2 separate regions of the Homo sapiens genome follow, and region 1 is linked to region 2. Evidence: chromatin loops called from intact Hi-C (ENCODE). Cell type or tissue: endothelial cell of umbilical vein. All regions are shown on one strand. Region 1 overlaps CUBN (cubilin). Region 2 overlaps CUBN (cubilin).

What was found. A loop is a pair of places that touch in the nucleus more often than their neighbours do. Peaks named below come from ENCODE experiments on the same cell type or tissue, not always from the same donor. Only the 100,000 strongest peaks of a DNase experiment are listed, where the experiment ranks them.
Region 1: it touches region 2 in a loop (2.8-fold over the local background); 4 of 110 quality-filtered maps call a loop at or near these places.

What each region holds. Positions count from the first base shown.
Region 1 is chr10:17,100,376-17,102,875 of GRCh38, forward strand. All of the region lies in intron 13 of CUBN (cubilin), which reads right to left. Among named protein-coding and RNA genes, the nearest start is that of CUBN, 28 kb to the right of the region's middle. In endothelial cell of umbilical vein, no CTCF peak of the experiment used is centred here; DNase peaks (open chromatin) are centred at 376 and 1,026; H3K27ac peaks cover 717 bases.
Region 2 is chr10:17,028,429-17,030,928 of GRCh38, forward strand. All of the region lies in intron 27 of CUBN (cubilin), which reads right to left. Among named protein-coding and RNA genes, the nearest start is that of CUBN, 100 kb to the right of the region's middle. In endothelial cell of umbilical vein, no CTCF peak of the experiment used is centred here; a DNase peak (open chromatin) is centred at 1,313; H3K27ac peaks cover 2,500 bases.

The DNA of each region.
Region 1 (2,500 bases), 72 kb after region 2:
CATATGGCAATCTATATACTAAATAACTTGTGCTAAATATTGTTAAAAACAAACTTCAACTAATATCAAAATATATCAAAAAATCTTAATGTTAATAACATAGATTTACCCCAATTTCATTAAACTTGTCAAGTCCACCAGACCAAGGTATGTCAAATATATAACTGACATTGTTTCTAAAGCAGTAAAATAAATTGGAGATTTGAAAATCTACCTGAATTAAGTTGAACTGGCTAATATTACCATTCACAAGAATGTACACCCTAATTCCCTGAATAACCTGTGGCCTGTTATCAAACACACAGACGTTCATCACTGCCCGCCAGGGATGTTGATTCCAGAGGGGCTAAGATTCTGACGCCAGCCCAGACCGACACGCTCAGGTGTGGGCGGAGTAGGCGGGATGTAGACAAGCAAGGCCTGGACGGCTTCAGGGACTGGATATAATTAAAGGATGAGTAATACCAAGAGTAGAGAATGAGAGGAAGAATACTGAGCATACAAGAATAACAGGAAAAATACTGAGCATACAAGTAGAAGAGAATAAACACAAAAATGTGTCCGAATGGATTAGAATACAGACTTCAAATATAGTAATATAACTTATAAAACGTACTGACAACCTCATTTGAGATAAACAATCAAAAGAAGGCTGTCGAATTTAATTTTCATCAGAACCTAAAATCACAACAATATTCAGTTAATGAAAAAGAATATAAGGAATTTTTTAAATTCTGTGCTAGGGTATTTTAAGATCAGTTACCTATTACTACATGACTTTCTTAAAACAGTTTAAATGAAACTCAAATGTTCACTAATTGAACTATCCTGATTTGTATATATTTTCTACCATATTATGTCCATTATGAGTGAGAAGATATGAAATCACAATAATCAAGAAAAAAACAAGATGAATTTTCTTGCGAATTGGTAATGAAAGTATTACAAGTTTCTCACCTAAGAATATTTTTTTTTCAAAAGAATGTTTTCAATGCCAGGAAATAGAATTCATGAAAACTAAATGGAAGGAAGGAAATTCACATAGCATACCCACTGGGAAATTTATTTTGGAGTTTATTTTAGTGTGAGGTTACCAGGTCGCAAATAGTCCTCCCTCCTCAAAGGAAAAAAAAATGTTTTTTGACCCTTGTACAATGCCCTCTGTAATAGTTTGCTGGAAAAAGTTAATAGGATTTCAAGGGAAAATTTTATCTATTCAGACATACCATTTTATTTTTATGAATCCAGGAGGTGGTTGAGAAACAATATTTAGAAATGCCTGGGTAATTAATGTCGGGTATAAGAGCACTAAAAACCTTGGACTTGGATCTTAATTTGAAGAGCGTTCACGGAGCGGCTCAGAGTGACAGGCTGTGGAGGTGACTGGCCTGTGTCTGAGTCACTGCATGCCACTTTCGAACCACATGCACCTGGACACACTTCTCAATGGCACTAGGCTCTGTTTCCTCATGTGTAAAATGAAGATAATAATTTCTATCTTTCAGGGTTATGAGAGTTAAAAATGGAATGCTGTAATGTATATGGAGCACTTAGTATAGAACATGGCAGAGCAAAGACATTTGATAAGAAAACTATCTTAATATCAGTGGCCATTTTTGCACAATAATCAACATAAAACTAAGCAACCATCTTCTAAAATACTGTCTCAGTAACAACATGATTTTACAGATTAACTAGTGGCTTGCAGTCAGTCAACCAGTGTAGAGAATCATTCATGCTGGAGAAAGCATGGACTTTGGAACCAGACAAACTTGACTTTGAAATTCAACTATTACAATTACAAGCTAAGAAGTGTTAACAAAAAATGTTTAGCTTCACCTACTTTTCATTATTTCATCTATAAAAGGAGGATCCTCCTATTTATTTATTTATTTATTTATTTATTTATTTATTTATTTATTTATTTTTGAGACAGAGTCTTGCTCTGTCACCCAGGCTGGAGTGCAGTGGTGCAATCTCAGCTCACTGGAACCTCTGCCTCCTGAGCTCAAGTGATTCTCCTGCCTCAGCCTCCCGAGTACCTGAGATTAAAGGCACCCATCACCATACCTGGCTAATTTTTGTCATTTTAGTAGAGCTGGATTTTCACCATGTTGGCCAGGCTGGTCTTGAATTCCTGACCTCAGGCAATGTGCCCGCCTCAGCCTCATAAAGTACTAGGATCACAGGCGTGAGCCACCAGGCCTGGCCTTGTTACTCTTTTTTTTTTTTTTTTTTTTTTTTTTTGTGAGATGGAGTCTTACTCTGTTGGCCAGGCTGGAGTACAGTGGCACTGTCTCTGCTCACTACAAACTCCGCCTCCTGGATTCAAGCAATTCTCCTGCCTCAGCCTCCCGAGTAGCTGGGATTACAGGAATGTGCCACTACACCTGGCTAATTTTTTTTTATTTGTTTTATTTTTAGTAGAGACAGGGTTTCGCCATATTGACCAGACTGGTCTGGAACTCCTGACCTCAGGTGATGCACCCACCTCATCCTC
Region 2 (2,500 bases):
ATAAAGAGCCTGCCGGGTGCGATGGTTCACGCCTGTAATCCCAGCACTTTGGGAGGCCGAAGTGGGTGGATCACGTGAGGCCAGGAGCCCGAGACCACACTGGCCATCAAGGCGAAACCCTGTCTCTACTAAAAATACAAAAATTCGCCAGGCGTGGTGGTGGGCGCATGTAATCCCAGCTACTCAGGAGGCTGAGGGAGGAGAATGACTTGAATCTGGGAGGCGGAGGTTGCAGTGAACTGAGAATGCAACACTGCACTCAAGCCTGGGCAACAGAGTGAGACTCTGTCTCAAAAAAAAAAAGAAAGAAAGAAAGAAAAAATAATAAATAAATAAATAAAGAGCCAATGTAGGAACTGCAGGGTAAAGACGTGTTTAAACAAAATTCTGTAATGTTGCAATTGGAAATCTTTCCCATTTTAAAAAGTAGAAAGTCAATATAGTTAACTGAAACCCACAACTGTGATTACCAGTGTTTAAAATTTAGCATTTTGCTCAATGCATGCTTATTCATACCATGAGCCTGTCTGATAGTGGAAGAGACCTTTCGGTTGCCCTGCCTTTCGCCAGTCTGAGGAGCAGAGCAACCTGAGGTCAACCAGGAAAGGCAGTGTGCATAGGACAATTCAAGTTCTGAGCATCTAATGGAATTTTTACTGCTTCAGGGTAGTTCAGAAATTATTTTAGGTTTGATTATTATTCATCCTAATTCTGTCCTTCATGTTTGAAGAGAGGAAACACGCAGAGTTTCTTTTGAATCTGAGAGCAGAGGCTCTTTTGAAGGTTGGAACGTTGGTTCATTAACTGCTGCAAATTAATGCAATCATACGAAAATCCTTCATTGTGAAAGATGGTCAGAAAAGATCAGCATTTCTTTTTAAGGAAAGGGATTCTGATCACACTGAAATAACATTTCTTCTTTCAATTTTTTATAACTAAAAAATCACATTTTACTCAGGCAATCTTAAAACCAAAATTTCTTCTAAAATGCCTCATGCTAAACTCAACGACACTACAAAGCATCTGGCTTCGCTAACTAATGGATATACTTCATTCTAAACTTTTTTTGAATCCAGGTATCATGCTTAGTACGGTGCTAGACTCATATCTGGTATCAAGTTATAAATTGAAATGTTTGGTAAACTCTTCCCAGCTTTTATGCATGTTTTTGAATAGCAGCTGAACTTAGAATTGTAATAGCTTATCTCTAAGCTCTAAGCAAAATGCAAAAGTCCCAGAAGCAAACTTCCTCTGACAGACAGTTCCAGGAAGCATGACTCATCTGCCCAGGAAGCGTTGGCGGTGGAGCCATAATCAAAGTCGGCTCAGATCCACCGCTGCTCAGACAAAATCTCATCTGCTTCTCTGCATCTCGCCAACTGGAAAACAGGATTTTATCTACAATCCCAGTGGCTTTTGTAGGAAAACTGGGAGGCAGGAGAAGCAGCACTGCTTTCAACACAGTGGGGCCAATTGATGTTAATTACAACTGGGAAGGCTGCTCTGGAAACCACAGATTTATTTACCACAAAATGCTATAGAGCAAGAGCCCCAGTCCCCAGACCAGTACTGGTGGCATCAAACTCTCATAGGAGCATGAACCCTATTGTGAACTGCACACGCGAGGGATCTAGGTTGCGTGCTCCTTATGAGAATCGAATGCCTGATAATCTGTCATTGTTTCCCATCACCCCCCAGTGGTACTGTCTAATGCAGGAAACCAAGCTCAGGGCTCCCACTGATTCTACATGATGGTGACTTGTATAATTATTTCACTATATATTACAATGTAAGACTAATGGAAATAAAATGCACAATAAATACAATGCACTTGAATCATCCTGAAACCACCCTCCCACCCCACCCCCGGTCCGTGGAAAAACTGTCTTCCACAAAAACAGTCCCTGGTGCCAAAAAGATTGGGGTCTCCTGCTTCAGAGCACAAAAAAATAATCCATGAGACTATGTTTATGTTAAAATAACCATAGATAATATGTATTAGCACTTATTCCATGCTGGTCATTATTCTAATTTAAAAATCCTAGCAGCTCTGTAATGCAGGTAGTATTGTTATCTTCATTTTAGAGTTCTGGAAACTGAGGTAGGTAGAGGTTTAGTAATTTAATATTTTGAAAGGCATCAACTACTGAAGAAGAATTTTTCCTATTTCCTTCTGTGGCAGTTCTTTTCTTAAGAATAAGCATTGTTGGTCGGGCGTGGTGGCTCATGCCTGTAATCCCTGCACTTTGGGAAGCCGAGGTGTGTGGATCACCTGAGGTCGGCAGTTCGAGACCAGCCTGACCAACATGGTGAAACCCCATTTCTACTAAAAATACAAAAATTAGCCAGGTGTGGTGGTGGGTGCCTGTGGCCCCAGCTACTCGGGAGGCTGAGGCAGGAGAATCATTGGAACCCGGGAGGCACAGGTTGCAGTGAGCCAAGATTACGCCACTGCACTCCAGCCCGGGCGACAGAGTAAGACTCTGTCTCAAAAATAAAA